Linked DNA regions of Homo sapiens: region 2 is linked to region 1. Evidence: chromatin loops called from intact Hi-C (ENCODE). Cell type or tissue: ascending aorta. All regions are shown on one strand. Links, peaks and the distances in the headings refer to the core of each region. The heading gives the core; the rest is flanking DNA.

What was found. Peaks named below come from ENCODE experiments on the same cell type or tissue, not always from the same donor. Only the 100,000 strongest peaks of a DNase experiment are listed, where the experiment ranks them.
Region 2: a loop joins it to region 1, with 2.7 times the contacts of the local background. A loop is called at or near these places in 2 of 110 quality-filtered maps.

What each region holds. Positions count from the first base shown.
Region 1 is chr2:107,322,191-107,330,540 of GRCh38, reverse strand. The region is part of intron 1 of LINC01789 (long intergenic non-protein coding RNA 1789); the gene reads left to right. Among named protein-coding and RNA genes, the nearest start is that of LINC01789, 39 kb to the left of the region's middle. In ascending aorta, for the core only: no CTCF peak of the experiment used is centred there; DNase peaks (open chromatin) are centred at 3,860, 4,120 and 4,380; H3K27ac peaks cover 3,685 bases.
Region 2 is chr2:106,859,098-106,867,447 of GRCh38, reverse strand. The region is part of intron 1 of ST6GAL2 (ST6 beta-galactoside alpha-2,6-sialyltransferase 2); the gene reads left to right. Among named protein-coding and RNA genes, the nearest start is that of ST6GAL2, 23 kb to the left of the region's middle. In ascending aorta, for the core only: a CTCF peak has its summit at 3,887 (motif pointing left); a DNase peak (open chromatin) is centred at 4,313; H3K4me3 peaks cover 897 bases; H3K27ac peaks cover 8,000 bases.

The DNA of each region.
Region 1 (8,350 bases), core at 88-8,087:
GGTCTCACTGATAAGTGTGAGCTAAACATTGAGTACACATGGACATAAAGGTGGGAATGACAGACACCGAAGACCAACAGATGGGGGAAGGGCAAGGGGTAGAAAATGACCTATGGGCACTATGTTCATTACCTGGGTCATGGATATATTTGTACTCCAAACCTCAGCATCACACAATGTACATTTGCAACAAACCTGCACATGTACCCCTGACTGTAAAATAAAAGTTAAAAAAATAGACAATTTTTGTTGCTGAAACACCATCAGAATAGCTTCTATTTATGCATGCAAAACACAGGCTCTTACTAAAATGGATATGAAATTTCAGATATTTTTAAATGTTTTGGAGATAGGTTTGGTTTTTAACAAAATGGACATGAATTAACTTTGCAACAAAAATAAAATTGTAGGAGGACTTTCTGTTTTCAGTATGGGAAAGAAGAAGCTTGGAAGTCATCACTTCCATCTTCACAGCAAGACAAAAGATGAAGGAACTGAAAATAACCATCTTTAGATCCATCAGATAATTGAAGTCACCAGGCGAAACAGTGCCCCTCACACTGGCAGACAGACAGGAAGATGCAGAGAATTACAACTTACCAGAGCAGAAGCCTGGGATCAGAAACCTTTGTAGGAACTGGTATTGGGGTTCATGAGGCTAGGAAAACTTAGAGGCTTGGTGTTGACAAGTTTGAGAGTTAAAAATTTCAGGGAGGGCAGACTTGGTGGAGGGGCAGCTTTTGTGAGTTTTTACCTCCAGGAGCCTTTACTAGGTTCTCACAATGAAAATAACTTCTCTCATGCTTTCAGCAAGAAGAGTAGAAAAGCAATAAATTTCAAATACACTCAGAGTATTTTGTTCTCAATGAGGCCCATCATCAAGAGAAGCTATTTTAGCAGACTATAACTGACTGGAGTTTCAAAAAGCCTAATCGACATGGCAGAAGGGAAATCCCCAACTCCAGTTCTGTCTGGTTTTTCTGTCATACATTAGGGAAGGGCGAGAGGGGAGGCAAACCTGATAAGCTTTGTGAAGGTCATAGACCCGGTGATAAGCTCACTGAAAGACTGAGACCTAATCATAAAAATATAGAAGACTTTCCCTGCCCCAACACCTTACTATCATATTAGTAAGGCTCCTGAACAATATCAGAATAATACAACCAAAGAACTGCATGTCTTAGAACTTATTTAAGAAGTTCCAGGCCGGGTGCGGTGGCTCACGCCTGTAATCCCAACACTTTGGGAGGCCGAGTTGGGCGGATCACGAGGTCAGGAGATCAAGACCATCCTGGCTACCACGGTGAAACCCTGTCTCTACTAAAAAAAAAAAACAAAAAATTAGCTGGGCTTGGTGGCAGGCGCCTGTAGTCCCAGCTACTCCAGAGGCTGAGGCAGCAGAATGGTGTCAACCCCGGAGGCAGAGCTTGCAGTGAGCCGAGATGGCACCATTGCACTCCAGCCAGCCTGGGCAACAGAGCGAGACTCTGTCTCAAAAAAAAAAAAAAAAGTTCCAAAAAATTCCAACAAGAGCAAAAGGGACAAAAGCAAGAACATCAGGATAAATTTTAGCTTCTGAAATCTACAGCTATAGTAAACATTGCACACAGCCCTAGCTCCAAGGCAGAAAAACATAAAACAATACACTGAGGTCTTATGTATCTCTATTCCTTTTACCCAGTGCATCATGTCTGGCTTTAAGAAACAACTAATTATAAGGCACACTGAAAGACCAAAAAATAACAGTCTGGAGAGCAGGACAATCACTGGAATCAGCTGTACATGTGTCACAGGTATTGGAATAATCAGACCCAGACTTTAAAACAACTATGATTAATACACTAAAGGCTCTAATGCAAAAAGAGGACAACATGCAAGAACAGAGGAGTAATGTAAGCGGAGAGATAAAAACTTTGAGAATTAAAAGGAAATGCTAGAAATCAAAAACACTGTACAGAAATAAAGAATTCCTTTTATAGGCTCATCAGTAGACTGGACTCAGCCAAAGAAAAAAATTAGTGAGCTTGAAGAAATGTTAATTAAAGCTTCCAAAACTGAAATGCAAAAATTTTAAAAAAGAATGAAAAAGAAAATAATATCCAAGAATTGTGGGACAATTCCAAAAGGTGTAATGTCCACAAAACAAATGAACTATTTGAAAGATGCAAAGAATAGGGGAAATTTGGGGACAGGTGTATATGATAACTCTTTGTACTTTCCATTGGACTTTTTTTTTGTAAGCCTAAAACTGTGGAAAATACCTACCAATTAAAAAAATTGAGGCAATAATTAGAAAATGTCAGATTTAAATAAATATAAGCTGCAAATGCAATGATTTATTGACTGACGTATTAGAAGTGAGAATCTGTATAATATTACTCTTAACCTAATATCTCAAGAAGACGATAAACAAGGACATAGAAGAGTCAATTCTACCATTAATATCAAATATTTAGTGGAAATATTTTCACATTTGTGTCCTAGAATCATGAATAAACATCCATTTCAACAATTTATAGGATATTTACACATGTAATTCATGTACCAGACTAGAAAGATAATTCCAATAAGTTGCTCAAGACATAAAGTTATAGGCTTTATTATTTAATTAAAATGTGAGAAAACTGGAAATTTATAACAAATGCTTAAACTTTCAAATTCCAATCACTTGGATTTTTTTAAACATGTATAATTCTTTTAAACAACTGGCTTAGAGAGGAAATATACAACTTCAAACTCATCAGATATTAATAAGGAGTATAGACAAATCTATACTTTGAGGAATATTCATAGTAATATTCACAGGCTTTTTGTTCCTTGTCTGGCCAACAAGCAAGATTTCTGAGAATACAATTACTATGTAAATGATTAGAAATATATTGAGCTATTTATAGAAATAGTTTTCAAGTAAGTATTAAAATATAACATTTTGGAATGGGGAAGAACAATGCGTGTTATCCATCTATTGTGGTAAAAATCTATTTATCTAGAAATTGTGGAGGAAAATATTAAAGTACTTCTCTGAAAATGAAATCAAGGCCCAGCTGGCTACATCCATTAAGACTAATTTGATTATGAGATGATACCAGTTGAAATTTCAGCACACATGTTGTTGTTACCTCCTTTCTCTTTTGCTAATGAACTGTTAACTAAATACTTTAGGAAACCTCAAATGGTCCTTTGCATACTTCAGCCTGTATGACAGTTGATAGTGGTGTGTGGGGAGCAGGGAACAACCAGCTAGAAGTAATAGCTCAGGTGCAGAAGTGGAGATTGCAGTGGGTTATTCGCTGGAGCCCAAAGACAAAAAGGAAGAAAAAGGTGGTAGAGAGTTCTCAGCTCATCCACATGCAATAGAAAGCCTAGGCTTTCTCAGAAAAATTGCAAGAAGCTTCCACTTCCACTACAACACTTCACCTCCACCACCTGCTCTCTTTTCAACACTGCCCATGACAAGCAATCAAAAACACTGGAAAGCAGAAGCAGGTCTGAGAGAGCAGCTCACATACATGGAGTAAAAATTGGCATAAAGGAAGAGGGAATGATTCATGAGACAGGACACAAAACAAAGAATGTTTGAAGTACACTAGAGACAAATAAGGTGGAAACGTAGCCTCATATAATGCTATACATAACCCTGGGATGTCCAATTTCTGTAGGGGTCTTGGTCAAAGCTGATCATCTTGCTGGACTCAGCACTAAGTTGACTGCTTCTGCCTGTCATGAGGGTTGCCTCAGTTCCAAATGTTTGGCATGTAAGGAAAGCACAGTTAAAGGGAGTTTCCATGGCCTAGTGCTGGGGGGACCAGCTCTACTCATAAGAAATGCAAAGACACCCTAGGGTAAAGGACTGAGGTTATGGAAAGAGTAGTGGGAAGTTGCAAAATCTCAAGAGCGAATAAGCTGGCATCTTGCCTTCCAGAGCCATTTTCCCTTTTTCTTTTTCTGTTTTCTTTGGGTCTAGTCCCAGTAAATCCTTTTGCCAGATAAAGCTCTGGAGTAGAGAAAGCAGCATTTCAGCAGCATTATTGAAAAATGCTCTTTCCTATGGCCAAAACTAAGACAGAAATGCCAAGACTTTTAGACTCAAAGAAGAACTGACTGGAAGCCAAACATGTGCTGGGTTCGCTTGGTAGGAGGGTTGGTGAAGGGAACAAAAGGAAAATTCACAAATAGAAAATGACACTAGACAAAAGGCCTTGCAAAGCAAAATTTGCAATATTAAGCATACTTTTCATTAGCCAGGAGAACCTTCAGAAAAGATAAGCTGCTTGGATTTTAGGCAAAAAAGATTAACATATTCCAGTTGGTGTTTCCCCTGAGGCTCAAGATGTCCTGTTTTCTTCTCTGCAACAGCTGTTCCCAACCACAAAGGCCCAGTGACTAAGAGAAGTGAAAACATAGAGCCTTCTTGTCAGAGTTCACTTGTGTCTTTGGCCTTTTCTAATTTTTTTGACCCACAGTGTACTTAGGATCCATTTGTAATTAGCCAGGCAAAGGGAATAAAAGGGCGCGCTTCAGAAACTGAGCCACTCTGATTAGCATGTCTTGATTGGGGCTTTGAAATACCCTCAGAGTGTCCCCAACTCATTTAAGGGATGGTTTAAATGCTTAGAGCAAAACCAATGAAAACCCACCTTAACTTTAAATAAAAACATGTACCTAACATCATTTTAATACTTGGGAAAGGGAAGAAAATCTGGTGGAATCAATAAGTACCTATACAATCTCATAGGTTGTAAAAGTTGTCATGTGATAAAACTAGTTTAGATTGGGGTAATTATTGAGAAGTACAGAAATAACTATGAGGGCATGGGAATAGAAACAAATATGATCTGTTGAGCCACAAATGAAATCAATTGTTTATTTTAAAAAATTGGTTGTAGATAATGTTTCTGCAACATTTCAAGAATGTTTCCTCTTCTCTCCAACTCCCTTGTGGTGGTCTGCCCTCTTGGCTGATAGATACATGATCCTTCTGCTTGGGTATGTGGGCACCATCAAAGAAGAGGAGTAGATTTTTAACAGTACGTGCTCATGTGAACTCTGGATAGAAAAAGCCTTGGAGGTGATAAGGAAGTGACATTGAGGTCCTCAAAGGAAAGCCCATCAAGCTGTACTAAGAGGACAAATGCCACCTGGATGCACAAGACAGCCTCAGCGTCCAAACCGTCAATGAAAGAGCATGGGGCTTCTCAAGTTCCCTGGTAAAATGAATTGACATGTCCCCCAAATTTTCCTTCTAGGAAAAACACAGCAAGAATAAGGGATTGCAAAGGTTGCCCATTAGGAATTTGCCAAGTGTGTCCATAACAAGTGTCCCCAAAGCAAATGTAACAACATAGTGAGCAGCTACTTCAGCCCACCACCTCTTTCCCACATCACATCTCTCTGTAGCTCTCTCCTCTCTTTAATCTCCCTCTCTTTGACAGATCTGGCATCATCTTCTTTATCAGTGTTCTGTGATCTTTGAATTGAGGACAAGATTAGGAGAAAGGAAAGAACTGCTTGAGCGAAATGAAATTCTAGAGCTGTATGCATGATAGGAAGCTTGTAAAGAGTGAAGTCAATCCTGCGGATTTGCAAATTTGCAAATAGACTGACTCATGAGGCCAAGCTAATTACACAGAATGGTCTCAATACAAAGAAAAATATTTTTCATTGCATTAGTGTTGACAAAACAGGGATCATTTATAGAGTTAAAATATTAGGATTAATTAATCTGGAATCTCATTAAAGGATAGGTACAATGAGAATTGAAACCAGGAGGATGGCTTGGGATATATAGAAAGAAACATAAAAGAATTTTGGGTTGAATGGCTGTTAAGGTGATCAGTTACATAAATAAAAAGTGCAATTCTTCAAGGGAAGGAGAAAAGAAGTTGCAGCAATCACTTTACCCAGCAATGGTGATGATAACTTTTATGAGGCCACTGTACTATGTGTTCTTGCAAACTCAGTGCCCCCAATCTCAGTGACTGCTGAGAATGGCTCTAGACCCCACCACGGAGCTTTGGAAAGGAAGCTCCTTCCACCCTGCCCCCATGCTGCCCTCTGCAATCTCCTCACCACCTCTTATACTAGCTCCACTTTCTCCCTCCACCCCTGCAGCCTTACTCCTGACAATTGTCAATTGGGCCCACTGTAAGTGCACATTTGCCAGGCTGACATAGATAACCTTGTGGGGCTGACAAAGATTCAAGGTTTAATGAGAACCATATGTTCATCCTGAGCCCACTCCATGCTCACTGCTAAGAAAGCAAGCCAGGCAGACAAGAAGGCGTAGCCTATTGGAATTGCAGGCAGGGACGCAGGAGTGTGCTAAGGCTAGAACAGTGATTCGCAAAGTGTGGTCCCTGGACCAATAGCATCAGTGTTGCGTGGAAACTTGTTAGAAACATAAGTTCTGAAGTTTCACCTAAAATTTATGGAATCAGACACTGGAATGGAGCCTCGCAACCTGTGGCTTCATGACTCCTCCAGCTTAAGTTGGAGAACTGAACTAGAAGATCTTTTACAGCCAGCCACAACATCCTCGTCCCATCTCTCTCCTTGAACTGTGCTTCCCTTATTCCGTCTAGAAAAATCCTTCCTGGCCTTTCAAAATGCAACTCCAATTTCAACTCTGAATTATTTTCTAATTCTTCATCTTTTGGGACTCTTATGGTGATCTCCTGCCAATAGTTCTAAGAACAGTTTTGAGAGTCTTTGTTTTCCTGCTTGGATGTTCCTCAATGCTGCCACCAAACCCACAACAGAAATTGCTTATTTTTAAAACTTGAATGATTTGCAAATAAAACAGAACATATAAAACATGAGCAGCTGTATTATATTTTGTTTCCAGCATGATTGGAATCGACACCATCAGGGTACAAGATAAAAAAGAGCTAAAACATACAGAGTAGATAAGAAAAACGTACATAAAAGGATAAGTAAGAGGGAGAAATTTTGGAACTGAATAGGCTCTATTACTGAGTATTTAAAAATAACTCTTCTCACAGTCAGAGTTAATTATGGAATGAGCTGTCCTGAGAGGTAATAGGCTTACTCTCACTAAGGTATTTTAATTGTGGATAGTAGATGATAAATATGAATTGGCCCTGGAGATAAAAAACAGTCAATTGGAGGAAATTGCTTGGAGCACTGTGTTAAGAAGCATTATAATTAGATATGGGACCAGAGGGACAATTCCAATGTGGATTAGTGGTGTCTGCTTTGAGTGTAACAACTAGGAATACAGGTAACCTGTAGTTGACTTACCTTGGCAAGTGATGACAAAGCATTTGGTTGCATTATGCTAAATGATCTCTTAGAAATATAAATTTTGGCCCAGCGCGGTGGCTCATGCCTGTAATCCCAGCACTTTTGGAGGCCAAGGCAGGCAGATCACGAGGTCAGGAGATTGAGACCATCCTGGCTAACATGGTGAAACCTCATCTCTACTAAAAATACAAAAAATTAGCCAGCCGTGGTGGCGGGTGCCTGCAGTCCCAGCTACTTGGGAGGCTGAGGCAGGAGAATGGTGAGAACCCGGGAGGCGGAGCTTGCAGTGAGACAAGATTGCACCACTGCACTCCAGCCTGGGCAACAGAGTGAGACTCAGCCTCAAAAAAAAAAAAAAACAACAAAAAACAAACAAACAAACAAACAAACAAAAAATATATATACATATATCACATATCTATGATTAACACCAATAATTTTTAGATGGAAGGTACCATAGAAAGATAAGTTATTATATTATTCTTCCATTTTTGGCACTATTGATAATGATAAGTCACTGGCGATGAAGATCTATCTTGGGGAGGAATGGCCTAAGCCAAGGGTAGAGTAGGCAAGCCAGCTATAATGCACCTTTGCCAGATTTGTAAATCAATAGTTAATACCGTGACATACCTCAGGAGGCTACTCACTAAGGAACAATCACAAAACACTTGGTGAATGTAAATAATTAACGGGAAAGTAATTAGAGGTCTTTTTTAAAAGCCGTCTATCTGGATTAGTGTTAAAGAATTTAGATGAATGGTTTCTACAAGAACAAATAATCACTGTTTCCATCTCGGCCACTTTTAGTGCTGTGTTTTCTCTAATTTATAAACCATGAGAGGATTGAAGAATTAGGGCGGCTACTTTGAGCTAACAATACCTTGGGCAGATATTTTATTTTAAAAAAAATTTCTTTCAAATAATTTTCCCTTTTTGAGAGGAAGGTAAAGGTGTAAATTTGCTCAGATTGGGGTTGAGGGAGGACAAGCATAATTTTCTTTTAAAGCCAATTGAAAAATGGAAACTTTGTGGAATGTATCTGGAGACCCCAAGAACCACATCCATTGATTTGGAAGGTGATTTC
Region 2 (8,350 bases), core at 53-8,052, 460 kb after region 1:
AATGAATGGAGAAAGCACAGCTGAAATGATTCAGAGAAAGGGGAAAAACTTAAGAAAAAGGAAGAGGGATAAACAATTGTCACATGTCCAGATTGCCAACAGTGGAATCATGACAAAAATTTTCTGAAACTGAAGAGCCGTGTTGTTTAAAATAAAAGGCTGAATAAAATGGGGTCAAAGCAAAGGAGCTTTGGAGTCAGTTTGGATTCAGATACTGACTCTGATGCTTCCACGTTGTGTGACAGCCAGGGCTGGCTGTGGGACCCTGTGCGAAATTAGAATGTGGAGCCATTTATTCAAAAAACAGGAAAGAAGTGCCCTCCAAGGTACTAAAACAAAATGTTTTGCCCTTTCCTTCCCACTGCTTCCCTGCCCTCCTTTCCCTTCTCTTCCTTGCCTCTTGAATTGTCACAGTATTTTTAATGTTCCAAGTAAAGAAAAATTAAAAATGTAATTATTGGTATGTTTTTTTCTGTTATTGTTAACTCGTGCAATGCCAGTTTTAAATGCAAATTTAAAAGCATTTAACTTGTTTGCATAATCACTGAAGTTACACAATTTGTATTTCATAGCTGTTACATTCCTATGTATTTCTTTCTGACCAGAACAGAGGAAACACTGCCAAAAACTAATTCTGTTGTTTTTATTTTACTTCTTGATACATGCGTGTTTTACCAACACATTCTACCTTCAGCTTCCTGATGAATAAGGCAGGGATTTCCTTCTGTGTCACCATTTGGAGCACAAGTGTTTGGCCAATATAAGGAAATAAGAAAGGACATGATAGGGGCCTTGGTCGGTTGTGTTTCTTAAAGTACAATTGCCTTACTTTTGTGTTTGAAGCTAGTTCTGGTTCTGACAGAAAGCATGGCCTCTGGGAGCTGTGGGATCCTCCACTTGTCGTAGAGGTACCATACTCACCTTGCACTCGTTTTGAGTCCTGCTGAACTCCCAAGCATTGTGACCTCACCAGAGTCCTGTGCTCATGAGGCATCATGAATGTTAGACAACTTTAAGTGGGCAGCAAGGAACGATGGACAGGATGTGGCACACATATGACCCATGCCTGCTTCATCGTTCCACTCTCTCCCATCTGACTTCAGGTATAGCACACAAAGTCAAAGACAGAGTTATTGAGAACTTCAGGCCAGTGGCAGGAGAACATTAAAACAAGTGTGGCTCTTCTGGGTGTCGGGTCCCACATGACTGCACAGTCACATGCCCAGCAAGCCAGCCCTAGAAACTTCTGATGGATTCTTAACCTCAAGGAGTCTTCATTTCTTCATCATAAAATTGAGGCCATAATATTACCTAACTCGTAGGTTGTTCTTCTGTTTAAATGAAGCCATCTTTATAATTTATTACTAATATTCTTGGTACCTAATAAGCCTTTAATAAAAGTTAATTCCTGCCACTTCTACTGCTGAGCAAGTTTTCCAATGTGATGGCTCTATTGTGGTAAAGACAACCTAATGCAAATGCAAGTCAGGGTCATTAAATGTCACCTCTGGAACTGAGCAGGCTGCAAACAAAATTTTATAAGTCACAAATATATTTTATTATCTCTTGAAAACAGTGTACAAATGAATAAGCAAATGAAACATAGTAGCCAAAAGGCTTTGGAGAACTAATCCATTTTATAAAAGTATAAGGCCTGAATTCCAGTCCCACATCCCTTTAAGTGTGGGCAACTTGCTTTCCTCCTCTGTACCTTTGTTTCCTTGTGTCTAAAGTGAGAGTGTCACACATGTCTGACATGGGCCCTAAAAATTGTTACATCATGGCTTAGTGTCTTACAACGAGGATGGACCTAAGGTAAAAGTTAAGCCACATAAATAAATGTTCGTAATAAGGATGAGATGGAGAGAAGAGGTGTAACGAATTTTGCTATTGCTTACTACCTGTTACTGTTACCTGCTGACCGGGTGTTTTCATGTGTTAAGCACTGTACAGCTTTCTTTCTCCCCAGACAAGGCTCTTCCCTAGCAGAACTGATGCACATGTACAGCACGTCAGTATCACGTAGACACATACTGTTTTGTAGCCACATTTCACCCCTGTAGAAACTCTAAGCATGTGCTCTCTGCATCTGTTTAAAGGGTCCTGCATAAATAAAGCTCTCTAGGTAGGCTGAAATGCCTGCAATTAGTACCCTTCTAAGGGCAGAGTTTTCTTGATGGAGTAAGATACAGTAGTGTGCTGGAGTTGGCTTGTACCTTTTCAGGAGATTTATGAGCCAGTTTAAAAGCAAAGATGGCAAATACTTCACACTCATCACTTTCTGATTCTTTTATTTCATTTTGCAATTTATTTCATATTATCTGCGCTCTCGGAAGTTATTTACTTTTATTGTATCTGTGTGGTGGAAATACTCATACAATGATGAGCTCTTGCACATCGCATCCCAGTTCCGTTCAGTAACATCCCATTGGTAGTTTGAAATTGGCTATAGTGGAAGCGTTTACACCATAGAATGGGCAAACACTAACAATCAGGGTTCTTCCTCCACTCCCCCTCCCTGAGAGATTATTGTAAAACATTTAATAGCACACTACTGAGTAGGAATCAAATTTACTGTCGGAGTTCCTTTTGGAAGATTTGTTAAAAGCTGTGGCTATTGCAGACTATTAGAGAACCCATTAGAAAGTGTGAAAAGGGAAAAGGACAAGAAGAGAATGAAGATTCTTTGAGCATCTGTGCCTGGCGATACATTAATTGCCTTTCCTGTGGAGCCCAATTAAAATCTTCCTGAAGGCGGGCTAGGTTGTATGATATTACATCTGTCTTCCAGTTGAAGAAACTGATCTGAGGTGTAATAACCTGCCCAAGTTGATACAGCTAATAAATGAAAAAAACTTATGTTGGAAATGTATCTGAATCCAGGTATTTGTTACTCAAATGCTTATTATCTTTGCCTTCTCGAATGGGAAATGTGAATACATTTTGCAAAAAGAATAATGTTAAATGCTATAGTAAGATTTTTGTGAGTATAATGAATTCCATGTTCTGTCTTTCATTCAAGTATTTGTACATCACACGCTGAAAGTAAAATGTGCCAATCACTGGTCATGGAAAGGTTCTACCCAGGGAGGAATAGTTACCTATGAAGTGTTGCAGGAACAGGGGAGAAGACCAAGGGCCATCAGAGCAGGAGGCTTAAGAAAACAACCCTTGCATAGGCTTGCAGGTGTGTGTCTGGCAGTGCCTGTAGTCTCCAGGGCTGCAGGGAGAGAGGTTGGTTTTGGTAGAGGTAACAAGAATTACAGGATTGTGATCAGGCAGACATCTGTGGGTAGTTTGGAGATTCCAGCCAGTGGGTTGAACATTGTTTCTGTGGAATGCGGTTGCCCATCTTCCCAGCCTCCTCTGGCTTTTACTCCCTGGATCCCTTCTAGTGCAGTCCTAGGGACATGCAATCCAAAGGAAAGTTTTGACATGACAGGATCATGGGCCATGCCCACCCAGATTTCGTTTCAGTGAGTCTGGGATAGAACCCAGGTAGTTGCGTTTTAAACACACCTCCTTAGAGGTTCTGAGGCAGCACCAGGCACCACACTTCCAGAAATAATATTGTTTTGTAGCTTCTGTGCTGTCTTCCCAAGTAAGAGGAAAGAACATGCATGTAATGATAATAATATCTCTTCCTAGCTCCACATCACCTTTTATACCCAGTCTCTATCGATCCCCACAATTACCTTGTGAGATGTTCAGAGCAGTTAATTACTCTTCTTATTTTACAGTTGGGAGAACTGGGGATGGGAGAGGTTAATTAAGTAGTGCCAGGTCCTACCTTTAGCAAACGGAGGACCCGGATTTCTCAGTGTTTTGCAGGTGTATTTCCTTGGTTGCACAGTGCCCCATAGTGGCTACTGCCTACACGTTCTACAGGTGCCACTTCATCATGGTCTGCTCTGGAACCAGCCTCAGAAACATTGTGCGTTAGACGGGGGGGTCACCTGTGCTCCCCCAAAATATTTTGAACCCCGTTGGAATGATTCTACACGCTTTACAGTGTGTAGTTTTGTTCTTGAGATTCCTCATTCCCAGTTTCTGCAGCATCCTGTTTAGCTACAGAACTCCAAAACACTCAAGAAGCAAAAATCCATGATCCAATCTGTTCTGTATCATTGGATGACAAGGAGCATATCGTGAGTGGAATAGATTTCTGTAGGTTGTTAAGTATTTCGGTCCCTTTCCATCACTTAATGACAGAGAACAAGAGAGCAAACGTGAGCCAGGCAACCTGTCCTCTCATTCTGTGTCTGCCTCCAGCTAGCTTTGTAACCATAGGTAACTCGCCTCGTTTCTCCAGACCACGGGCTCCTCATTTGTAGAAAGAAATTTGGAGTCCTTGTAAGGCCTGTCCCAGCTGTAACGCACATGATGGCAAACCACCAAGGGAGAAAAATATCCCCAGGAATACCATGTTCTTTAGCTTTTCTAATAGAAAAAAAAAAAAGACATTTACATTATAAGCAATGCACTCATGATTCTATTATTGTAATCATTTATTTTTAGGTTGGGAAAAATAGAAACATATTTTATCAAATTAATTAGATTTAAAATAGCTCAATGACTTGTTTTCTCCAGCATTTAGTCATTTTCTTGGCTGATTTGCCCTGTCCCTGTCTAGAAATGTTTTTTCTATGCCCTGCCTCAGGTTGGTGCCTGGGTCATAAAGTAAAGCCTAATAAAAGTAAAATCCTCTCAGCCCATGCTTCTTACTTGTTTTCACTTAGACTGATATTTTGTTTTATTGCAGAATTGGGACTAATGATTTTACTCTGAGTTAAGCAACCAAGACAGAAATGCTTTTTTTTTTTCTTCACATAATTCAGTGCAAACCCATAGTAGCCATACATGCCTTAACTTGAACTTTACATTCTGAGAGAGCCAGAACATTTTTAGGGTATTTTTTTTCTTCGAAATCAAAGTAATAAGCCTACGCTGTTCAGAAATGAATTCTAGGTATAGATTTTTGTCAAATTCATCTGACACTTTAAATAAATTTCAGACTGATGAATTCAGTGTTTGTTTGATAGAGATCATAAACATTTTCCTTTCTCGAAAAGCAATCTAGGGAGTATGTATTTGTACTGTAGTTAATGCTGTGTTAAGTCAGTGTAATATAGCTGCTGCAAACATTTGTAGAGCAAAGAAAAAAAGCCTTTATTTAAATCTTGCCAAGAGCAGAAATAAAATGAGCAAAAGCACACTGGAGTGAGAGGCAACATAAAGATTGGTACTGCTTCACGACTCTGGTGCAGCAGCATTAGCATTTCATTTAAGCTGCATATCATATACGGAATGATCACTCGTAATTTCATGTCTGACTGTGTGGCTTCAAGAGATGTTTGTTGAGTGAATAAATGATTGATTAGTGCTTTCTTTTGTGATACAAAACTGTCATTTAATCAGCGTGGAAATTAGTTGCAGATACCCTTATTGTAATTCCATTTGTATATTTACATAAGAGTATGAAATAAGAATGAATGAGGTTGGATGCCAGTAAGAATGAATGGATTGGTGGCTCATGCCTGTAATCCCAGTGCTTTGGGAGGCCAAAGGCGGGCAGATCACTTGAGGTCAGGAGTTCAAGACCAGCCTGGCCAACACGGTAAAACCCCATCTCCATCAAAAAATACAAAAATTAGCCAGGCTTGGTGGCGGACACCTGGAATCCCGGCTATTCGGGAGGCTGAGGTGGGAGAATCGCTTGAACCTGGGAGACACAGGTTGAAGTTAGCCGAGATCACGGCCACTGCACTCCAGCCTGGGTGACAGAGTGAGACCCTGTCTCAAAAAAAAAAAGAAAAAAAGAAAAAAAAGAAAGAATAAATGAACATCTATTTTATTTAGTAATGAAATATTCTTGGCTGACACAGGCACAATGAAGACTTCACCAGTTATTTCCACTAAATTATAGGATCATGGAAGATAAGAACATGTTGTATTGTCTTTTTAATCCCCACCATCTAGCACAGTGCCTGGATATATAATAAATGTCTAATCCACACACACAGACACACAATTAAATATAAAAATGGGTATTCTCATCAAGGGATAGGTTGGCAGTTTATATGCCATGACTTATTCACAAATTGGGAGAAAGAGATTTCTATAGGTCAAAGAGAGGTTAGGGCAGTAAGGAAAAAGGGCCAGGATGGGCTGAGATGAGAAGATAAACAGATTACTTGTTTAATATGGATATTAAAGCAGAATTCCTCAGGCTTTGTGATTCTTGGTGTCATCTCAGAGACACACAATTTTTAGATGGTGTTTTTCTTCCCCTTTGCTGTGCTATTTTCCTGTGTCATCCTAGTTAGTTTTATGTTCATAGTCTGATGATTTAGCCACAATTAGGGTCTCACTCTTCTACTCTTCTTTTAATTTTTATCACTGACATTTCAAGAGCAGATTCAGGTTTCCGGCATTTGGCGGGGGTGCCTCCTAAGTGTGTTAGACTGTAAAACTGCTGAAGGCAGCAAAAGTTTTGTGCAGTCAATCAAAGCAGGGAGGGTATAACTATGTTACTGTTTTCACTTTTCTCTTTTTCTAGTTCCATGCAACACAAAATAAACTTTCAGACATACTTCTAAGTTTCCATATCCATTGTATATGGTTGAGTTTTAGCCAAAACCATTTGTGAGGGAAGGCCTTTAGTGATCTGGGATGGGGATGCTGAAGCCCATTGCACCTTATTCATGTAATTAGACGTGATAAAAACATTAAAATTATATTTCAAAAGTTGTTAGTCTATTTCATAGAAGCTTCTTTCCATATCACAATGGATATGGAGTGTTTATGGAGTCAGTAACAAGTGGTTTGATCTTTATAAAGAGGACCTGTGATACAGCCATGTACCTGCCCGTGTTGCAGTACGTGGTGTACAGCTCTCAGCTGCCCTGCCCTTTGCAGCTCTTGTTTCCTCCATGTGAGATGTACTCCATCCCCAAGTACCTAACCCCTCACTAGCCATTTGTTCCCTGCTTAAATTTTTCTGCCTGCAAAAGACCTTCCCAGGCTCCCCCATTGAAATTATGCCCTAAGTCTTTTGTCTCACCACAGCACCTTAAGCATTTCCTCCTCAATCTCCTTCCTGGACTGACTGAGTACTTACTGTATGCCAGGCACTGTTCCAGGCTCTGAGGATGCATGGTCAGCCAGAAAGACAGATCACCCTGCAGGAGCTTAGAGCTCACTAGAGAAGAAAGGCAGTAAACAAATAAGCATATCCAGTGGCATCAGTACCAAAAATCCAAACAAAGATGTCCAAGAGAGGTAGAGAGAAAGGGATGCAAACATGCTGGAGGGAAACCCTTACTAAATAGGTGGCATTTGAGCTAAGACTTCAACAAAACTAGGAGGAAGCCAAGCCGGGTTCTAGAGCAGGCTTGTCCCAGGCAGAGGGAAGGGCCCAAGCAAATGGCCAGGAGCTGTGTGAGCTGACTCAGGGGCAGCAAGGGGTCGGGTAGGAGGGAGCAAGGAGCAATGGGTAAGAGGAGAGCAGAGAGACAAGCAGGAACACAGCCTTGTAGGCCACGGCAAAGGGTAATTTTTTTTTTTAATTTGAAGTATAAGGAAGAATAATGGAGGGTTGAGCACAGGAATTGGCCATGTTAAAGTTCCATTTGAAAAGTGTCACTCCGACTGCTGCATGGAGCATCTACAGAGGAAAGACAGGATAGAAGCAGGGAAACCAGTTCAGAAGTTCTTCATAGTTCAGGTGAGAGGCGACTAGGTCCACATGGGGGCAGTACAGAAGGCAATGCGTTGTCAGAGTCTAGATGTGTTTTGGAGTTAGGGTTATCTGGGTTTGCTGGTGGTTGGGATTGGATGTGGTTGTAAGTGGAAAAAGGAATCAAGAAAAACACCAGAGTTTTAGACCTGGGCAACTGAGTGACTGGCCATGCTATTTACGGGATGGGGAAGACTAAGGAAGGAAAGAAGAATAACAAATATTTGTTTGGACATTAAGTTTGAGATTCTCAGAACACATTTAAGTGGCGATATCACATAGTTTATTGATTATGTGGATCTGCAGTCCAGGGGAGAAACCAAGGGTATAGATATCAACATCAGTATATAGAGAACACAGCACAATTATAACTATGCATATGTGTAGCAGATGTGTATTTTCCATCCACTTCCAAAAGTATTCAAAAAATGGAACTTTAACTAAGTTCAACTTAGGCTATATTTTGAGACCCCATTCCACTGAGAACAGGGAAGTTTTACTGTCAATTCAGCCAACCCTTTTAGGTGATTAAATAAAGTTGACATTGTAAACATAGGTTCTTTATTCTCCCTCTAACTCCTGGGGGCATAGACAGCCTCATGACATCAGGAA